Regions from separate parts of the Homo sapiens genome. Here region 2 is linked to region 1. Evidence: chromatin loops called from intact Hi-C (ENCODE). Cell type or tissue: ascending aorta. All regions are shown on one strand. Links, peaks and the distances in the headings refer to the core of each region. The heading gives the core; the rest is flanking DNA. Region 1 overlaps MAP1B (microtubule associated protein 1B). Region 2 overlaps MAP1B (microtubule associated protein 1B).

What was found. Peaks named below come from ENCODE experiments on the same cell type or tissue, not always from the same donor. Only the 100,000 strongest peaks of a DNase experiment are listed, where the experiment ranks them.
Region 2: a loop joins it to region 1, with 2.1 times the contacts of the local background. A loop is called at or near these places in 7 of 110 quality-filtered maps.

The regions. Positions count from the first base shown.
Region 1 is chr5:72,119,956-72,125,336 of GRCh38, forward strand. All of the region lies in intron 2 of MAP1B (microtubule associated protein 1B), which reads left to right. Among named protein-coding and RNA genes, the nearest start is that of MAP1B, 15 kb to the left of the region's middle. RefSeq lists an enhancer at 2,323-2,826. In ascending aorta, for the core only: no CTCF peak of the experiment used is centred there; no DNase peak of the experiment used is centred there; H3K4me3 peaks cover 2,386 bases; H3K27ac peaks cover 5,000 bases.
Region 2 is chr5:72,182,821-72,188,201 of GRCh38, forward strand. It overlaps MAP1B (microtubule associated protein 1B), which reads left to right. Exons shown (of 7, transcript NM_005909.5): 3 at 923-1,005; 4 at 3,794-3,934. Among named protein-coding and RNA genes, the nearest start is that of MIR4803, 16 kb to the left of the region's middle. In ascending aorta, for the core only: no CTCF peak of the experiment used is centred there; a DNase peak (open chromatin) is centred at 3,164; H3K4me3 peaks cover 3,941 bases; H3K27ac peaks cover 4,838 bases.

The DNA.
Region 1 (5,381 bases), core at 296-5,295:
CTTACCATGCTGTACAGGGTTTATTTCATTTTCCGTTGCCATTTGCTTCTTTCCCAAATGTAACTTTAGGACTGTCTATGTATAGTAGTAAAGAAGGATATCTCCCAGGGGTTGTAAGAAGTGCCCCATAATTATCTGTCGTAGACAGACATCATTTTGAAACAAGCAAACAAATAAAAACTATTCTCAGGACAAGTGATGTCAGACTGAAAATCAGTTTCAATTTTTATTTTTTCCCTTAATTTTGCCACTTTTATCTGCCTATTAAAATAATTTAAAAATTTTGATCATCTGACTCCTCATCAGCAGCCTAGCATAATGATGAAGAGTACAGATTCTGGAGTCAAACTGCCTTGTTTGATCTTAACCCCACGGTTTATTTGCTGTGTCATCTTGGACAAGTTAACTAACCGTTTTCAGTCTTCTTGTTTGTAAACAAGGATGATCAGTTCCACCTCATAGTTTCTTTCTTTTTTTTTTTTTTTTTGAGATAGAGTCTTGCTCTGTTGCCCAGGCTGGAGTGCAGTGGCGCAATCTCGGCTCACAGCAAGCTCCGCCTCCCGGGTTCACACCATTCTCCTGCTTCAGTCTCCCGAGTAGCTGGGACTACAGGCGCCCACCACCATGCCTGGCTATTTTTTTTTGTATTTTTAGTAGAGACGGGGTTTCACTGCATTAGCCAGGATGGTCTCGATCTCCTGACCTCATCATCCGCCCACTTCAGCCTCCCAAAGCACTGGGATTACAGGCGTGAGCCACTGCGCCCGGCCCCACCTCATAGTTTCAATGCAGATCAAATGAATTAAAGTGTGTAAAGCTCTTAAGACAGGGCTTGTCACATGGAAACAAATGTGAACGAGTGCTGTCTCCCTTCTGGAGTATCTATTTGACTTGTATATTTGGTGATTGTTATTATCCGTGGGAAATACCGGGTATTGATATTTGGCTAGTTTCCTTTTTGTAGTAATTTTAAATTTGTATTAAAGATGTTTCTCAGAGAAACGACTGCTTTCAGCATTCTCAGAAGGCGCAGAGCTGCTGACTATGTGTAAAGGGTGACAACATTCTATGGCTGAGCTTCTAAGGTCCTTTGGGCTTGAGAGCAAAAAGCCGGCAATGCTTTAAAGTGCTGGCTGGTAAAGCAGAGCCTGAGAGGGGGTTGGAGACCATTTGCAAAATGGTCCTGTGGGTGCCCACGCAAGGGCTGTCAGGGAACGTGTGCACAGTTTGAGGGCTGGCCTGCCTCCTTGCTATGATAACCCATCCATGGTCACTCCCTCCACGCCGTTCTACACTCGCTTTTCTCTTCTGCTCTCACCAATCAACAGGTGACTATAGACGTTGCCAGGTTTAAGAAACAGATTTCTTGTGGTTTATTTTCTTAGCTGAATACACAGTAAGACCTTGATATATTTACATTTTGTCACTAGTTTTATAACATCTAGATCACATTCACAAAAATCATCATAAAATGTGATGGATGGTGTATATGGGCAGTTTTGTTTTAAGAACCGATGCCTTTTTCCTAGAAGATAAACGAACCACAGCTGAGCATCTTTAGATTTGTGCTGAGTGATTGCTAAAAACATCTTGCCTGGAGATTGGTTTTCGATGGAGAATTAGAATCAGCCCTTTGAATTTCAGTCATGCGAATCTTCTCCCTTTGACATTAATGAGGCACGGGTTACAACTAATATTTACCAGTTGAGTGATAAGAAAATGAGAAAATACTCTTAGAAAAGGTCTAAGAATATTTTAAGCCATCTTTCTCTGTCTAGACTTGTGTGTTTAGTCTGTTGTGTGTAGAATTATAGCTTAATTGTATGTGCCTAGAATACATCAACTGCTCTATGACAGGGAGTAATGAATGTGTTTTCAGCCCTGCTCCAACCTTTAAACAATAAGGCACACAAATATATGTTCTAGCGGCATTCAAGGGGCTGACTCACCCTCAGGGAACCTGCAATTTCAGAGGGACAGCCGATTCTTTATCCTCATGTTTTCTGTGTTGTTTGTGTACACGCACAGGTCTAGGTACTTGTCCCCATGCCTGTGAGGCTCTGCTCATCTTTCCTCATTGCATCATCATACAAGGTTATAGGAGAAATCGTGGTATGTTAGAAGAAAATGACAAATAGAGAGCATTATATTCGTTAAGGTAACCAGATCTCTGTTTAATATTCCTTGAGGTCATTGCTGCCTGCCTGGGAAGGAGAGTCCCATTTTAATGCAAATCCCTAGCCTTTCTCCCACTTGCCCCGTGCCCTGAGCCCTCCTGGCCCGGTTGCAGGGAACAGAGTGATCGGCAGCTCCTCATGCTGTCCGCTCTCACCCCAGTGCTCCCATTGAGACTTTGCCGCCCAAGCAGCAGACAGCCCAGTCACCCCCACCTGCATCCTTTTCTAGCGGTGAAAGAGCCAGACCTTCCAAGGAGAAGATTAGAATTTTATAGTGTACGCAGCATAAGGCATAATTCCTGCAAGCTTTACATCTTGGTCAACTTTCAAATTTCAGGATTCTTTATATCCAGATCCTCACATACAAGGGAATTTTTTCCCTTGGTGCAGGTGTGGCCAGCAGAAAGGAATAAAATGGCATTTCACTGCCATGTTCAGGCTTCCTCATTCCTCAGGGTAGTTAATAATGGGCTCTTTCAGACCACCCTAGAAATACCTATTCATCTCACTTTTTTTTTTTTTTTTTAAGAGTGGAAAGGATGTTTTACTCTGCTGACTGTAATGGCTCTCACGCAGTTCCTAATGGGCACTGTGGAACCACTCAGCATAGACAGGCATAGGCAGGAAGGTAGCAGAAAATGGGCTGCCTGGGCCCAGGAGCCATTTTAGGAGATGTCAATAACCCCTCCATTAAACCCAACTAAGTGCGTTCCACGACAGCTGCTAACCAAGGACAGCACCTCATGCTGAGTGTCACTGCTTTTGTCTTCATCTCCAGAGACCAAAGAGAGCTCATGATTTTTGTTAGTAGAGTTTTTTTTTAAAGGTTTTTTTTAAGTATGCAGCAACAGCAAACCATCAAGCAAGCACAGTCTCTTTGCTTTTTCTGCCTGCTTTTTGGTCTTCCTCTGGGGCAGTTTGTTCAGCACCTATGGTAGCCTACTAGAAATAATGGTGGAAGATGAAGAATAAAGCATAAACTAATAGATCACTTTAAAAGTGCCAAGTAATGTTTTTGAGTGCTTATTAATAAGAAAGCAACTGTAAGGGAATATTTGGAAGAATGAAGTATTTCCCACTGTTTATAATTTTGTTGGGAAAATAAGTCATTCACAGCTTTAAAATTCACTGTGTTTCTCAACAAAGAAAGAGAGTTTCTTTTTATTTTTTTAATCTCTTTTTGTTTTTGAGACAGGTTCTCCCCTCTGTCACCCAGGCTGGAGTGCAGTGGTGCAATTACAGCTCACTGCAGTCTCTGCCTCCTGGGATGAAGCTACCCTCTCGTCTCAGCCTCTGAAATAGCTGGGACTACCAGCCTGCCACTATGCCCAGCTAATTTGTTTTTTTTGTTTTTTTTTTAGTTTTTTTTGAAGATGGAGTCTCACTCTGTCGCCCAGGCTGGAGTGCAGTGGTGCGATCTCGGCTCACTGCAAGCTATGCCTCCCAGGTTCACGCCATTCTCCTGCCTCAGGCTCCCGAGTAGCTGGGACTACAGGCGCCCGCCACGACGCCCGGCTAATTTTTTGTATTTTTAGTAGAGACAGGGTTTCACTGTGTTAGCCAGGATGGTCTCGATCTCCTGACCTCGTGATCTGCCCGCCTCGGCCTCCCAAAGTGCTGGGATTACAGGCGTGAGCCACCGCACCCGGCCTATGCCCAGCTAGTTTTTAAATTATTTTGTAGAGAAGGAGTCTCACTCTGTTGCCCAGTCTGGTCTTGAACTCCTGGCCTCAAGCGATCCTCCTGCCCCCACTTCCCAAAGTGTTGAGATTACAGGTGTGAGTCACCCTGCCCAGCGTGAGAGTTCTCTTAATTTGCGAACTGTGTATATGTGTCAGAGAGAGAGAAAGAGAGAGTGTGTGTGTCTAATTCCTAAAGAAGAAAGGGGTGAAAATGGAGAGTATAATAAGCATTGCATTTTGATTGTTCAACCATGGGTTTAGTCACAATGACAAAGGTTACCCAGGTACCAGCACCCCACTCCCAGCTGCAACCCAGGACTAATTAAATGCTACCTAGGCAACGATCAAGTATCCCCAGACATCATACTCCAGGGCTTACCCCTTTTGTTTTCTCGGCTGTGATCTAAGGGTAATTTCTATTGCATGTGAAGTCAGATTTCCTTGGTCTGAGAGAAACGTGAGAAAGTAAGAGGTACTCTGGGGAAGCGCACTTAGTGCACCACAGGGACTGGAGAAATTAACATAAATACAAGACAATAATAATGTTATTTTAATAAACTCTTCTAGGTTAAAGGATTGCCTATAGTCAGGACTGGTGAAATTGATGCTTATAGAAAATGCAACAAGAGCGTCTACATGTGATTTAAAAATAAAAGTAAGTAATTAGGAATGAAAATTGAAAAGCTAGGGTAGTGTTTTATTGAATGTGGCTCCTCTCTGCAGTTGTACCGCACCTCATTTGAAACACTCAAGCTGAGGTTGCCTCTCAAAATTGCTGCCTTGCATTCCTGAGGGGTTAAGACGAAATATGAACATCCTGAGGACTGTCTTTGTTGTCATAGAGGGAAGTCCTCTAAACACGCACTTTGCCATTAATCTGGCCATTTCTTTCTCAATAAAACAGGTTTTCAATGGGAGCTGTGAGTAAACACGCCACTGTTGAGCATTGTGGCTCAAATTCAGATTTCTTGTTGGCTTCTCACGTGGATAGTGCGAGGAAGGAACAGCTATTCCCCTGAGGGAGCAACACGTTTTTAGTGCACCTGGCCCCAGGAACACTGCTCTACATAGATGTGGCTTTTTGGATCCTGAAGTGTATCCATCAATGGGAATGTCACATTTGGAGAAGTTATCCTTATTGCAATAAAATTAAAGATCAAATAAGTTCTGGAACCCAGGCGAACAATGCTTCCTTAGTGCAGAGCCATTTTGAGCAGTTGTCTCTTGTGCCTTTTAAAAACCTCTCACTTGGAAGTTTTGATGTGTGAAAGATGTGAAAACTGCCTAAGAGAATTCTTCCTCTTTTTAATGGAGCTCGATGCCTGTTTAGGGATGATGTAGCAACCGCTTTTTTATCTAGAATTCCAGATAGTTTCCCAGCTCAAATACTAGGAGTTTTTGGTGGTGCAATTCAATTGAAAGTGGTATTTGGTGTGAAGTTCCAGCAGCCCCACAAGATGCTCAAGTGCCTTGTAGTTAGTTTAGTATAATGTGCATATGTGTTTGTGTGTGTGTGTTTGCA
Region 2 (5,381 bases), core at 278-5,277, 63 kb after region 1:
GAGAACACCCACTTCCCTGTCCTTAGCAGCTGCCCAAGCATGTATCACCAACTGGGCCACACATCTGCCTGATCATTTCATCCCATTGTCCAGGGAGGGGGAGTCTTCATAGAAGGTCATGCACAGGTCTCCATCCACTTTGGCTGGAGGGCTGGTTCAGCCACCGAATGACCCTAGGACCTGTGAGCAGGGGGAGTCAGCGTTGTGGAGCCACAGCCCCGCAGGGTTTCAGCCCTCCTTAGACAGGCGGTCATCACACCAACGCCTTGCTTTGTTGTTCTCTGTCCACTGTGCATGTTTTTAGGAGGCAGTTTGGCCACCCTGTTTCATGGGAGGGTTGTTCTCCACTTTTCATTTGCTTACGGTGTCTCCAGTTTCCTATGAGCAAGTGAATTAATTAATGAATACTCCAACAGACTGTAAGCCTGCCTCAGACAGCCATTCTGGTTGTTGGGCTAATTGTTAGCTGGGGTTTCTGGATGTCATTCATTTCACAATAAGGCTCCTAATTAATCTCAGTGCAGTTCTCACCAGAAGAAAGGCTGATACGGAGAAACATCCCCAATTACCATGAGAAAGGAAATGTCAAGAGCCCCGTTGAGTTTTCCTGGCACCCACCCTTGTCTCAGATGAAAACCGCCATTACCGCAAGGAGGCTGCCTAGACCGACCCTGAAAACTGGAGAGTGTGAGAGCGGGAGGAGCCCCCGACCACACAAACCCAGCCTGGGGAGGAACCTACTAGTGGCTGCACCCTCTTTTTTAATAGCACCAATTGTGTTTCCCAAGATGATGTAGAGAATTTCAGTGCTGTGTACCACGTCGGAGGCAGAAATTCCTCTGCTGTCCCAGGAGCAGGCAGGGCAGTTTTTATCTGGAAAAGCTAAAGGTCTCCTCTTTTGTTTGTGTTTTTGTGCCTGCAGGACAAAAGATCCTTCATCACCGAAGTGACGTTTTAGAAACAGTGGTCCTGATCAACCCTTCTGATGAAGCAGTCAGCACCGAGGTAAGCATTCAGCTCTGTAGAATCTGGGGCCGGGCCCCACACACTGGATAGGGACCCAGTGGATTAGAAGGGCTGGGCAAATGGGGGCAGGAGAGGGACACAACAGAGAGAAGTTCTGGGTTAAGAGGTCTTTCTCAACCCCCATTAAGTGGCTGGTTCCCTGCATCGGTACCATCCAGACCACTCCTCCTGATAAGGACAAAGAAGAAGATAGTAGCTGGAACTGTAAGATTTTGTCCAGGCAAGGGAGTATGAATTTGGGGTATTTATGCTGGGGGTGGTGGGGAGTGCTGCTGGGATGGAGTCTGATAGGGATGTATTAGGGAAAAGAGACGCAAGCCCTCAGGCCGCGACATACAGGGCAAACCTGGAGAAGAATGGCATCTCAAGAATGGCATCTCAATGCAAGCCCCATTCAGAGCTCTCCTGCACACTCCTATCGCTGTGGAAAGGCAGGCTAGCATAGTGGTCAGGAGCATGGGCTGGCACCAGGTCACCTGGGTTCATAATCCCACATCTGCCTCTTACTAGGTGGGAGCCTCAAGCAAGTTATTTACTGTCTTTGTCTCCGTTTGCACCTCTGTAAAATGGGGGTCATAATAGTTTCTACATTTAATGTTCATATTTAATGTTGTGCTTAGAAGTGCCAAGTGCTTAGAACAGAGCATGGCACATAATGACTGAAATGTAAATATTAGCTGTGATTGTTATTATTACCACCATATGAAACTGTTGCTATGGAGAGTCACTGGGTATTTTGGAGCCCAGTGTGACATAAGAACTTGGTTGAAGCCAAGAGTCCCTGGTCACCCAGGCCAGAGGAGTTGCTATCACTCCACTTTCCACTTCCTTTATTATAGTTGAGCGCTTTTGAGATAGAGTTGCTTCTCGGACATGAAAGCAGCCAAAGTCCCTGGGAACCTTCATTGTTTGCAGCGTCCCTTCTACCCACACTTTGAGCATCTCTGTGACTGTATCCTGTTTTTGTAAATGGAGATATAATTCAAGGACCATAAAATTCATCCCTTTAAAGTGTGTAATTTGGTGGTTTTTAGTGTATTTACAAAGTTTTGCAACCATCACCCTTATCTAATTCTAGAATACGTCTATCACGCCCCAAAAGCCCTGAGCTCATCAGCAGTCGGTCTCCATTCTTCCCCGATGCCGACAACTGCGAACCTGCCTGTCCTGATTTGCCAATTCTGGACATTTCATATAAATATAATGATATACTATGTGGCCTTGCGTGTCTGGCTTATTTTAGCCTAACAGTTTCAAGGTTCATCCATGTCGTAGCATGTGTCAGTACTGCATTCGTTTCCAGGCTGAACAGTGCCAGTGTATGGATAGCCCACATCTGTGTATCCATTCCTCAGTTGACGGACACTTGAGTTGCTTCCACTTTTTGGCTGTTGTGATGTCACCTGTCATGACTGACTTCTGCCTGCTTTAGATCAGCAGGACCTCTGACAATCCATGAAGGTGTGAAGCTGAGGAAAGTGATGGGATAGCAATCTCTGTTACTAACAGAATCGGGAAGTAATTACAGCTTGAAAAAAGCTGGAGAATTACAGCCTGGGCAACATGGTAAAACCCTGTCTCTACCAAAAATACAAAAAATTAGCCGGGCATGGTGTTGCATGCCTGTGGTCCCAGCTACTCAGGAGGCTGAGATGGAGGATTGTTTGAACCCAGGAGGCAGAGGTTGCAGTGAGCCGAGATGGCGCCACTGCACACTGCACTCCAGCCTGAGCAACAGAGTGAGACCCTGTCTCAAAAGGAGAAAAAAAAAAAAAAAAGCTGGAAAATTAATATATGTCCAGGCAAACTGCCCGGAAGAGTTGTGAGAAAGGAAAAATATGGAATTTTATAAAAGGAATCCAGGCTTGCCTGTGGAGCAGATGGGGCTGAAACAATTACTTAGGTACATGTGTTTTTTGCATGATTACACTGTGGGGTTCTTGGGTAAGGGGTCATGGTCTGTTTACTTTTGTATCCTCCCCTCAGTGCCTAACATGATGCCTGGCAAGTAGGATGTGCTGAACATTCATGAACTGGGCTCAGAATGGATACCTTGGTGCTTAGAGTGGTGTTTGCTGAAGGACAGCTGGCTTCCTGCCACTGAAAAGTGCACAGAGAGTTCCTTAGCGCAAACCATGTGCAATTATCTCAAAGATTGCTATTTAGGGGCAGCCTTTTCTTTATATTCAATGTCAAGCACCTTACTGATGCCACTGGAGACTGCCGTGGAGCTGTGTGTGTGCTTGCTGCACGCCTTGGAAGGGCATATGGGAGGGGTTGGTTTGGGACCCTAGTTTGGAACACCGTGCTTACTGAGGAGGCCACTGGGGAACCTGGACTGTACATGGTGATTCAGCCTGTGAGATAGTTCCGTCTTCCCTGGTTTCGCAGACCACGTGCTGCTAGCAGACATTTCTAACAGCTGTGGAACAAATGATTACCAGCTGTGAAGACTGCTTTGAAAAAGAGGAGGAAACTAGGGGGAGAAAGTCAACTATCGCTACTGTCGTGATTGTAGAGAAACTTTGAAAATGGCATTCTTGGGCAAACTGATAACTACACTTATTGGCTTTGTGGATGATCCTACAGCCAGGGATCCATTCAACCCTCCCGTGCTCTTCTGGCCTCCAGGAGAAATTAGACCTTTGGGGAATGAATGCTTTTTGCTGGTAATAAACTCCCATGGCTCCGAAGGCTAGCCCTGTCCTGAAGGTGGGATGGCAGCACTGCCCATGGCTCAGGGCCTACGTTCTGTGCTTTATTTCAGGTGCGCTTAATGATCACTGATGCTGCCCGACACAAGCTGCTCGTGCTGACCGGGCAGTGCTTTGAAAATACCGGAGAGCTCATTCTCCAGTCCGGCTCTTTCTCCTTCCAGAACTTCATAGAGATTTTCACCGATCAAGAGGTAGGTTCGTGTCTGAGAATATCTGTGCTTCTAGTGGCTTGGTTGCCTTAGGTTCCTCTTTGAGAGCACTGGGGGAGACAAAAGAAGAAGGGAGGGAACCTCACAGCTCTCCTGAAATAAGCAAAACTGCATGATCCAAAATACTTTATTTCTATGGCTCATTGCCAAAAGAATTTAGAGCACTCATTTACAATTAATTGGAATCATTCTTAATGTGCCTGAGATATAGATGGGAGGGGTTGGAACAGTCAACACTTTACAGATGGTAAAAATGATGGAGAAACTTGAAATGTCAGAGCCCAAAAGAAAACCTGCGTTTCCTGTTTTCTGAAATAATACTCCAAAGATATCTGGGGCTTTTGGCACCTCGTTTTCCAGGCCTAATTATTTCAGATTTCTTTTACTTTAATGCCTGGCCCCAGTGTTTGAACTTGGGCTGTTTGAACAGCCCACAAAAGAGAGAGGGCTTTACAAAAGGAGCCACGTAGGAAAATGGGGCACGTCTGTGACCCAAGAAAAAGATGGCTAAAGTAGCTGGACTGAAGCTGGATCATTCATATTTCTAATGCGTATCTTATTCAAAGATGACACATATAAAGTGTTGAAAACTGTGTGAAGTTAGTCGTATTTTGTAAAATGAGATCAAAGATTTTGATATGCTTATTTCTGCTTGGGAATTTATCCTGGCTGGGAAACTTTCCAAAGTAATGCACCTTGTTTATCTAGCTTACATGTTTATAGCAATTACAGAAACAATTCAGACCCATCCCCATAGCAGGTTGGGGCCTGCCTGTGGCCGATAGCAGATTTCTACATGGAGGGACTGAGGGATGTTCTGATAAGAAGAGTCCCCACATCTGTTTAAAACTGTCTTTCTGAGGTGGTGGCTTGTCTGTCTCATGTGTACTGTGAAGGGCCACGTGTCCTTCTGCACTTAATTTTCCTTGGCCCTGAGGTTCAGAGAAAGCTCTGTTTGTACTTTTCATCACTGGCAAGAACTGTAAGCACACTGCCCAACTTCATCTGAGTCACCTGGAGGCTTCTTTAAAAACACTGATCAGAAGGCATAATAATGTTCACTCTCCAGCCACTGGGGTGGGGAGAATGTAAAACTGTGAAAAGGAACATTTTTGAAGCCACAGCTGTCAGAAGGTGTGGCGTCATCTGCATCTTGAAACACATACCAGGATGGGATCCCCCAGGCAGGCAGCTCCTTTCTCAGAGGCTTCAGAGCTCACTCACAGTTGGTTCATCTTTACCACTTCAAAATGCAAGCTTTGGCTGTGTCTTCTTCCAAGGCCGCTAGAGTTCACGCATCTTGCCTCATTCATCTCGGTATCCATTGCACCTGCACATAGTAAAGGCCTAGTAAGCCGCTGTTCAATTGCATTGAAATTCCAAAGCTAGGGCTACAATTCTCACTCTGCCTACTGTCCTGAAGTTGTTG